Linked DNA regions of Homo sapiens: region 1 is linked to region 2. A link is an interaction called in ENCODE POLR2A ChIA-PET data of the cell type or tissue named here. Cell type or tissue: OCI-LY7. All regions are shown on one strand. Links, peaks and the distances in the headings refer to the core of each region. The heading gives the core; the rest is flanking DNA. Region 1 overlaps FBXW7 (F-box and WD repeat domain containing 7). Region 2 overlaps TMEM154 (transmembrane protein 154).

Region 1 (5,384 bases), core at 74-5,073, 160 kb after region 2:
AGCACAGGAGATCTCAGTTTTAATCGCAGCTCAATTGCCTAAATGGATGTGTGACTTAAAACAAGCTCTTTAACCTTACTGAGCAGGAGGTTCTGCAGATATGGGCCTCTCAGACTATTTTATAGCAGTAATAAATGGACTACCTATTGTCACATTCTTCATGATCCTGTAGGGAGTATGTGTCAGTAGGACAACCCATTGAGTGACAGTCCTAACTTTCTTGGTTCCTCTCCCTCATTGTGAGGTCATTGTTTCACAATTGTATATACTTACTGATTCAAAAAACAACTCCAACACTTATTGAGGGGTAGTACTGTTCCCAGTTGAGAATTACTGTTGTAAAAATTTTGGCAGGAATTATATAAGATTATTCATGATTGTTATCGACTTATCTTTATTCCTTCATTTTTTTTTAAAGCAGGAAGCAATAATAGTTTACGTTCGTTAACCTCAATATCTACTCTAAAACATGTTGTTTTTCTTGTTATTACCATGAAAGTCTGGGTTAACAGGAGACGAGACTAGCTTCTTCACAGATACATACATTAATTTGACATTATAGAAAAATGAGACTGTATCCTGACTTGCCAGTTTGGTTTTGATTGGTGGTTTCACCTTTTTTTTTAGACTCAGGAAAACGGTGGCAAAAATAGTATAAAGGGTAAATTCTCATATGCCCTTCATTCAAGTTCCCAAAATTTAACATCTTATGCAGTGACAGAAAAATTATCAAAATCAGGAGATTAACATTCATGTAATACTGATAGTCTACAGACTTTATTCAGATTTCACCCATTTTCTCACCAATGGCCTTTCTCTGGTCCAGGATCACAATATGAAATTATTCACGTGTTGTATTTTAGTTATCATGTTTTCTTAGTTTTCTTTAACCTGAAACAATTCCAGTCTTTCTTTGCCTTTTGTGACTGTTATACTTTGGAAGAGTACTGGTCAGTAATTTTGTGGAATATTGCACAATTTGTGTTTGTATGTTTTCCTATGATTCAATTAATTTTAAGCATTTTTGATTAAGAATACTGCAAAAATGATTTTATGAATCTTATTTAGAGGCACATGATGCTGATTTGTCCAGTTATCAGTGATACTAATTTTCAGTTCCTTTCGTTAAGGTGGTATCAGGTTTGTCCACTCTAGTTGCTTTTTTTCCTTTGTGATTCATAAGTAGTGTTGATTCAGATTCTAGGTTAAGAAAAGGAAAAAAAAAAGTATCCTATGGGAAGGTACTTAAAAATAAGTACTTTGGGACCAGGTAATTAACATTTCTCACCATACTCTACCAATTTTTAACTTCCTTGCTGTTTTTTTTTTCTTTTTTTTTTTTGCAGTGGCACGATCATGAGTCACTGCAAGCCTCAATCTCCTGGGCTCAGGTGATCCTCCTACCTCAGCCTGTTAAGTAGCTGGGACTGCAGGTGCACACCACCATGCCTGGCTAATTTTTCATATTGTTTGTAGAGGCGAGGTTTCATCATGTTGTCCAGGCTAGTCTCGAACTCCTGGACTCAAGCCATCCTGTGTTGGCCTCCCAAGGTGTTGGGATTACAAGCGTGAGCCACTGCCTGGCCCCAGACTTTAACTTTTATTGATGATTTTGTCATGGTGATTTTCTGTTTCCATCATTTCTTCTGTATTTACATTAGTGGTTTTTGGTAAGGAAGAACTTTCCCTTGTTATGTATTTATTTAATGTTTTATGTATATCAGAATGGACTCGCGGATTTTTTTTCCCCTCTTATATCAGATGGACTTACAGATTCTTCTATGGATTTCATCTATTATCATCATTATTTATTTTGGTGCTCTAATTATCCCAGGTTTGGCCCCATGAAGCCTCTTCAAGGAGGTTCCTGGTCCTTTTGACATGTCTCCATCATTTTGTGAGGGCTTAACTTTTTTTTTTTCTTTTTGAGTCAGGGTCCTGCTGTGTCACTCAGGCTGGAGTGCGCAGTGGTATGATCATAGCTCACTGCAACCTGGATTTCCTGGGCTCAAGTGATCCCCCTGCCTTAGCCTCCGGAGTAGCTAGGACTACAGGCCAGGTATGTGCCACCACACCCAGCTAGTTTTCGCCTTTTTTTTTTTTCTCCAATAGAGACAGAGTCTTGCTGTGTTGCCCAAGCTAGTCTTAAACTCCTGGCCTCAAGCAGTCCTCCCACCTTGGTCTCCCAAAGTGCTGGGATTATAGGCATGGACCACCACACCTGGTCAGAAGGCTTAACTTTCTAGTAGCGCAAAATGTTCTAGTCTCTTCTTGTGCTTTTCTCTGCCCCAGCCATGAAATCAGCCATTTCACCAAGGAATATTGATTCCTTTTACTGGAAATCGGAATTCTTCCATTCCCCCTGCCCCCAGTACTTGTATCTTACCATCTTTTTAAAAGTCTTTGTGTCTTAGAACCGTGTTAGATGATCTGGACACATTACCCTGATGTACAGAAATTAGTTTATACACGGTAATTCTTTTTGTAGCAGACTGTTTAATTTGTAGCAGATTCATTTTGCACTGATTAATCCTGGAGGATTTCTTCACAAGTTACATTGTGTCAAATATGTTATTTCATGGGAACACAATTGAATTTTTTCCTTAATTTTGTTCGGTATTTGATAATAACAATTTAAAAAACTTTTCTAAGAGCTTCCTTCTAATATTATATGATATAGGAATGTTTACATTTCTCATTTATTTATTTGGTGTAGTGATCTCAGAAGTTTTTTTAAAAGAAAAATCTTGACTTTGTCTCAGGTACTCTCAGTTCACTTCCATGTGGGAGGGTCATTTGCCATCCATCCAGATTACCTTTTTGATTAGGCTTTTCAGTGTCTATAAATATTTCGGTCTTTTCTGATCATTTAATTTCTAATACATGCATATGCTCCTATGTATAATAAATAGACAACTTCAAATTTGCAGTTTCTAGATGGTTGGAAAAGGGAAACATTGTGGTGTGTAATTTATCAGCCATCAGATCCTAGATATTTGAGATTTTAACTAAGCAAGGTATTAGATAGACCATGTTGTTTTGGCTTCACAGAATTCATTCATATTGTGCATTACACAATCAGTGTGCATATTGCACATTGATTTTATCTGTAAGTTGTCTTTATCAGTGGTTCTCAAAGTGTGGTCCCCTGCTAGTATAGTATCAGCCTCACATTGGAACTGGTTAGAAATGCAGACTTCTCAGGATCCACCTAATTGCAGTAGTTAATTTTAACAAGCCCTTCGGTGATCCTGAAACATGTTACAGTTTGAGAAACACTGCTATAATACGTTTCATTTAAATTGTTTCAGGTTGTGGGGGTAGGGAATAAGACTACCAATTTATTCATCTTCTGTGCAATATTACCTGTTTACCTAACTCTTAGAGATATTAAGATATTTTGAAGAATGTGTCCCATGAGATTATAATGGAACTGACAAATTCCTATTGCTTAGTGATATCATAGCTGTCATGAAGTCTTAGTGCTGTACCTTACTCATGTGTTTGTGGTGGTGATGGTGTACACAAATCTTCTGCACTGCCAGTCGTCTGAAAGTATAGCACATGGCCGGGCGCGGTGGCTCACGCCTATAATCCCAACACTTTGGGAGGCTGAGGCGGGCAGATCACAAGGTCAGGAGATTGAGACCATCCTGGCTAACACGGTGAAACCCCGTCTCTACTAAAAATACAAAAAATTAGCTGGGTGTGGTGGCGGGCACCTGTAGTCCCAGCTACTCAGGAGGCTGAGGCAGGAGAATGACGGGAACCTGGGAGGCAGAGCTTGCAGTGAGCTGAGATCGTGCCACCGCACTCCCGCCTGGGTGACAGAGCAAGACTCCGTCTCAAAAAAAAAGTATAGCACATACAATTATGTACAGTACCTAATACTTGATAATAAAGGACTGTGTTACTGGTTGATATATTTACAATACTGCACTTTCTGTTGTTACTTTAGAATGCACTGTTTGAACTTTAAAAAAATAAATTCACTTTGGGAGGCCGAGGCGGACGAATTGCTTGAGGCCAGGAATTCGAGACTAGCCTGGCCAACATCGCAAAACCCTGTCTCTACTAAAAATACAAAAATTAGCTGGGTGTGGTGGTGCACGTCTGTAATCCTGGCTACTTGGAGGCTGAGGCACGAGAATTGCTTGAACCTGGGAGGCAGAGGTAGCAGTGAGCCAGTATAGCGCCACCACACTCCAGTCTTGGTGACAGAGTGAGACTCTACCTCAAAAAAAAAAAAAAAATTGCAAAACAGCCTCAAGAAGGCCCTTCAGGAGGTGTTCCAGAAGGCAGCACTGTTGTTGTAGGAGATTACAGTTCCATGTGTGTGATTGCCTCTGAAGACCTTCCAGTGGGACATTATGTGGAGATGGAAGACAGTGATATTGATGATCCTAATCCTGTGTAGGCTTGGGTTATTGTGTATATTTGTGTCTTAAAACAGTTTTGAAAGTTAAAAAAATTTTTTTTAAAACAGGAAAAAGGCTTATAAAATAAGGATATAAGGAAAGAAAATATTTTTATATAGCTTTACTATGTGTTTTAAGCTAAGTGTTATTACAAAACAGGCAAAAAATTAAAACGTTCATAAAGTAAAAACGTTATAGTAAGCTGAGGTTATTACGGAAGAAAGAAAAAATTTTAAAATAAACTTAGTACAGCCTAAGTGCACACTGTTTATAAAGTGTATGGTAGTATACAATAATGTCCTAGGCCTTCATATGCATCCACCCCAACTGACTCATCTAGAGCACCTTCCAGTCCTGCTAGCTTAATTTATGATACAGATGCACCGTTTTACATTTTATATACCTTATTTTTAATATACCTTTTATATATTTAGATGTGTTAATATCATTGTGCTACAGTTGCATACAGTATTCAGTACAGTAACATGCTGTACAGGTTTGTAACCTGGGAGCAATAGTTTATACCATGGAGATTTGTGTAAAAGCACTGTGTAATATTCACACAAAGAAGAAATTGCCTGACACATTTCTCTGAATGTATCTTTGTCATGAGGCGATGCGTGACTGTATAATTTGAGCCACACATGTTATTTTAAAAATTGCAATACCCTTATTAATGTAAAAAGCAGTTGAATTAATTTTAAGATATTTAGCCTGATGGAGCCATGATATTACCATTTCAACATAATTTATAAAAAAAATTGTTATTTTAGATTCTCTTTGTACCAAGTTTTTGAAATCTGGTAGATATTTTATATCTCAATTTCAACACTAACTTTTTACCGGAAGTAATTGATCTTCCTTTAGATTTCATAAAGTTTATGGTTGGAAAAGTAGATTCACATATCTAAATCGTTTCAGACACACTTAAGTATTTCGCTACCTGAATTAAGTACCAAAAAATAA
Region 2 (5,384 bases), core at 264-5,263:
TTAATAAATGCACAAGAGAGGTTGACAAAGAGAGTGAGACTAGCACCAAATCGATAGCTCCAGCCACGATAGGAAAATTCAGAGTGCTTGAGCCTAGAAGACTGTTCAGGATGGAAGGGTAGGATTGATTCTCTTTGAAGGTGAAATAGGACCAGAAGCCCAGTTGCTTTAGGGATCTGTTCGGGGCTTAGCTGATCCAAGGAAATGCGACCCACGATTCTTCAAAACCTCAGCAACTTGTTTCCTTCTTCAGCCTCTTGTAGGAAAGCATCAAACGCTGTTGCTCCTGTGCTCCTGCTTAGGCTGGCGATGGGGACTCTGGTGCATATCCTCTCCCTGTTGTTCCTCCTTCACTCTTGGTGGCGACCAAGCCCCTGGGGTGGCAGCCCACAGCGTTCCCTGGTTTCCTATCTTTAACTTATCACAAGCACCCACCTACCAGTTGTTGTTTTGTTTGTCTCTGTCTTCCAGTTTTTCTCTCTGGCAATGCTGAGCTTGTGCTGAGCCGAGCAAGGAGTGGGATGCGCATGTACCCCATGAAAGAGCTCTTCACCTATGGAATGGGGTGGCGGTGTCTTCCCACCCTGCCTCAGAGGCCAGGGAGACGGCAGATGTCTTGAGGCAAGGGCATGGCTGGGAGTATCTGTTTTCAAGTTACTCTTTTCAATTATAATTTTGAAATTGGCCCTTGAAAAGAAGAAATATAATAAAATAAGTAGAAATATAGTAAAATTGGGAAAGTATTCAGTTTGGCAATAACGATCATTTAATAATCCTTTTTTTTTTTTCATTTCAAAGCACTTTCATGTTGCTTATCTCATTGATGGTACGAAGAACTTTTTGAAGGTTTTAAAATATATTTGTGTTCTGTCTCCTAAAAATACGCATTCTTTAAAACTGCCAGGTGCTACAGGTTACTGTAGGATTCCAGTGTATAAAAAGGTAGTCAGGCGGTCAAAAATGCAGCTTCCCCAAGTGAGTGACTTCAAACCAGAAACAGCCTTGGGGCCTGAGCAAATCTGATTAAATGTGAGCAAGCTTCCTCTTAAAAAGACATCAAAATAAAAGTTTCAAATGAAAAAGACATTGGAACATTGTGGGTCTCCCCACTGTGAAACATGTTTTAATCTGATAGTAAATTACAGTTGCAGGTGTGCTTCTCAATTCAAGGAGGTAAAAATACAACAAACCCTAACGAGTAATTTCCCAGAGCAGACTACTGGCTGAAAGTGTTTTACCAGACAACCTCCTCAAAACCAGAAAAAAGAATCCTTTCTTTATGTTCTTTCGATGCAAGGCATCATCACCTCTAGTTATCTGGTGGCTGAAGAGAAAAAGTGTACAAAACACAGGCATTGCTTGATGATCTCAAATACCTTTCTGCACTTACAAGCTGCCATTAATCTTCAATGCTTCTGCCTTGTATCTGTTCAACCACCTATTTACTCTGTCCATAACTTCTTCAAGTAAATTAGTCAGAAAAAACATATTAGGTGAAGGCTTTCACTTAATAAAATTGGCAAATATGTAGAACAACTGAGCTTATAAGAAAACAGCAATCCCTCCTCTTCTCGAGTCCTGCTCCCAGAGAGAATCAAGTCACCTGACCTTTACGTGGGGGCAAATGCATGAACCACCCTCATTGCTCCTGACAAAAAAAAAACTATAAACATGAAGTCTCATTATTTAGGATGCATAAGTTGTTATTAAGCAATTCCTCCATTCCCTTGTATGTTCGAAAAATTTAGATAGCTTTTTGAAGGAAAACCACTTTAGATTTGTCTTTCTTTGTGACTAGAGATACACCGTGTATGTATGACAGAAAGGAAGTTGTTAGGGGAAGGAGGAGATCAGACTCTGGAGAAAAAGGTGAGAGCGTGACTGGCAATTTCACCACAGGCCCACCAGGCCTATTGGACATTTCCTTCAGTCATTCCTTCCACACACAGCAGATGGGGTTGCAGGTGCTGGGGATACGTACAAAACAGTGAAGGAGACAGATGGCAGAGAAGTACACAAATGAAGTAATTCCAGATAATAAATAATAAGTTAGTACCGTTTGGAAATGAACTAGAGAAAAGTAAAGTGCAGAGCACTTCAGAGCAGCATCTGTAGTCCATGAGCATCGGTGTCCTCGTAGCACTGTCTGCAGTCCATGAGCAATGGTGTCCCATCACCACCATCTATAGTCTGAGCATTGGTGTCCCAGCGCCACTGTCTGTGGTCCATGAGCAACAGTGTCCCAGTGGTGTCATCCATCCACTTGGAGTTAGTGTCTCCATGCAAACACAATCAGCCTCCCATAGCCAGGTTGTGTCCTGAAGAGTCTGGCATGGTTATTCTCATTTTAGTCCCATTCTGTCCCTGACCACATCACAATCAGATTCCACAGATGCTGAACAATTGATTTTTAAAAAGAGATCAACTGAAGAGTTAAACTGTTTAATGGTGCATACTCCAAAATGCAAATTCTGGTAGGACTTGGTGGCTCATACCTGTAATCCTGGCACTTTGAGAGGCTGAAGCAGGAGGATTGCTTGAGCCCAGTAATTTGAGACCAGCCTGGGTAACAAAGTGAGACTCCCTGTCTCTACAAAATTTAATTTTGTTCCCAAAGGCTTCTGTGGAGGGTTGTCTAATCACATTTAAAACTAATGACTGTCTTCACGAACAATGGCAAATTAAAATAAAGTCCACTCAGTTATTATTTAACTCAGTCATTCTCAACCTAACATACATACTTACTAGAGTTATTTGGGGAGCTTTTAAGAAATACTGTTACCCAGGCCACGCCCCCAGATAGTCTCAAATAACTAATTTGGTTAGGGCTTGAAAACTTCCCAGGTGACGCTGATGCACAGCAAATGTGGAGAACAACAACAGGTGTGACTGATAATTAGCCACAACTAAATGAGATTGTTTGAGCAACTTCAACCAGTATGCCCTGCAGACCAGCAGCATCAGCACAACCTGATTACTTGTTGAAAATGCAAATTCTGGTAGGACTTGGTGGCTCATGCCTGTAATCCTGGCACTTTGGGAGGCTGAAGCAGGATCGCTTGAGCCCAGTAGTTGGAGACCAGCCTGGGTAACAAAGTGAGACTCCCTGTTTCTACAGAAAATGCAAAAATTAGTCAGGCGTGGTGGCGCACGTCTGTAGTCCCACCTACTTGGTGGGCTGAGGTGGGAGGTTTGCTTGAGCCCAGGAGTGCAAGGCTGCAGTGAGCCATGTTCATACCACTGCACTCCAGGCTGGGCAACCAAGTGAGACCCTGTCTCAAAAAAAAAAAAAAAAAGCAAATTCTTGGGCCCCCTCCCAGACCTATTACATCAGAAACTGTAAGACTACGCCCAACAATCTGTGTTTTAAGAAGGGCTGTAGGTGTTTCCAATACACACTAAGGTTTGAGGACCGCTGTCTTAAAGCACCAATTAAAGCTATTGCTGATAGCTCTTCTATTAGCCATAACATTTTCTGGATATGCAGGGTTTAAACCCTGGCATGCATCTCTCTAATTCAGGCTTATTCAGGAAGGTGTGATTGTCACAGCCCTCTCTCATATCCTAGCTAGACTCTTCCAGGTTCTTGAGACTTCAGTGATGATTTTTAAGCTATTGTATTCTGGTGATAGAGTTGGCAGCTGCTAGGCAAGCCTTTGGCATCCAACTCCTTGACCTCTAATTTTTCTCAAATTCACCGAGGACCATAGAGAACAAGACAGGGAATGATCTGGTGTGGCTCAGGGGAGGCCAGAAGTGGGCAGGGTCTAGAGAAGTGAGACACAACTTCAGCTGCGTCCTGGAGCCACAAGGAGAACTGTAAAAATTATTGAGACCTGGGTTCTACCCCTAAATATTTAGATTGATCGATATTTAGAACAGGGTCTTGCTCGATTACCCAGGCTAGAGTGCACTGGTGTGATCATAGCTCATTCAGCCTTGGACTGGACTCAAGTGATCCTCCTGCTTCGTTCTCCCTAGAAGCTGCACCCTCAGGTATTTTGATGTAACTGAGTTTGGGGTATGGTGTGGGCATCAGGTTATTGAAAGATGCCTCAGTGATTCTATGGGCAGACTAGGCTGAGAACCACTGGAAGACTTCCTGGTTTGTTTTTCTCTCCTTCTTCTAATGCTAATCAGGCTCTTCATTATATACAGGAGAATGAAAAGGAGTCAGGCTTTTGGGTGTGATTTCTTGATCATCCTGAAATTCAAACATGTCAGTTACTCCACAACGCAGGGAAGAGTTTGAGGGCTTGACATCTGACATGTTTTCTTTCATTTTACCATCTTAACTATAAAATTGTTTAAATAATTTGCACATGGAGTTCACATAATTGACAAATGAAAGAATGGGGCATCTGACTGTGGTCCAACATACTTCATGACATCCTGAGTTTAGTAGCATTCTCTTGTCATTGTTTTATTTCACATTGTATTACTAATGTGACAGTCTTTCAGTAAGTTTATAATACTTTCTTCTTCTAACTTTAAAAGCTAGAGCTTGGTTGCAGTTTTATAACATATTTTTGTGTTTATTAATTAAGCTTTAAAAAAATTTTACTTTAAATTCCAGTGTGCAGGTTTGTTACATAGGTATATGTGTGCCATGGCGGTTTGCTACACCTATCAACCCATCATATAGGTTTTAAGCCCTGCATGTATTAGGTATTTGTCCTAATGCTCTCCCTCCCCTTGTACCCCCCCGCCACGACAGGCCCCAGTGTGTGTTGTTCCCCTCCCTGTGTCCATGTATTGTCATTGTTCAACTCCCACTTATGAGTGAGAACATGTGGTGTTTGGTTTTCTGTTCCTGTGTTAGTTTGCTGCGAATGATGGCTTCCAGTTTCATCCATGTCCTTGCAAAGGGCCTGATCTCATTCTTTTTTATGGTTGCATAGTATTCCACGGTGTATATGTACCACATTTTCTTTATCCAGTCTATCATTGATGGGCATTTGGGTTGGTTCCATGTCTTTGCTATTGTAAACAGTGCACGTATGTGTTGGTTGCACATTTGTTTCACTTTCAGAAAAAGAGAAGTTAGCTAGTTTGCTTCCTGGAGAAGCAGAGTCATTTCCATTTAGTGATAATGCCCTGAGCAGGGATAATGGGGACACTGTGCTGCCCAGCTGTTGGGGCTGCCAGGCGTTACCTCAAACATTTCTTCCCATTTACAAGGATTTCCCCATACATCCTCACCAGATGTGTGAAAGATGAATCCCAGATGTGTCTGCGTGAATATTGTCAATAAGTATTTGTAAGTGACTCTGTACACTGTGCAGTTTATTATCAAGTGATCTTAAGATTTTTGGATAAACAATAAAGTGAAGTATTGCAGCTTAGTTTCATCATTCACATGACTGACCACTTCCATTATCTCT

What was found. Peaks named below come from ENCODE experiments on the same cell type or tissue, not always from the same donor. Only the 100,000 strongest peaks of a DNase experiment are listed, where the experiment ranks them.
Region 1: POLR2A ChIA-PET joins it to region 2 with 5 read pairs; 8 of 35 experiments call an interaction of 5 or more read pairs at or near these places.

Annotation. Positions count from the first base shown.
Region 1 is chr4:152,504,613-152,509,996 of GRCh38, reverse strand. The region is part of intron 2 of FBXW7 (F-box and WD repeat domain containing 7); the gene reads left to right. Among named protein-coding and RNA genes, the nearest start is that of MIR3140, 18 kb to the right of the region's middle. In OCI-LY7, for the core only: no CTCF peak of the experiment used is centred there; no DNase peak of the experiment used is centred there.
Region 2 is chr4:152,663,701-152,669,084 of GRCh38, reverse strand. The region is part of intron 1 of TMEM154 (transmembrane protein 154); the gene reads left to right. Among named protein-coding and RNA genes, the nearest start is that of TMEM154, 14 kb to the left of the region's middle. RefSeq lists a silencer at 3,097-3,156 and an enhancer at 5,252-5,331. In OCI-LY7, for the core only: CTCF peaks have their summits at 1,784 and 1,983; DNase peaks (open chromatin) are centred at 1,084, 1,914, 2,854, 3,204 and 2 weaker places; H3K4me3 peaks cover 4,953 bases; H3K27ac peaks cover 5,000 bases.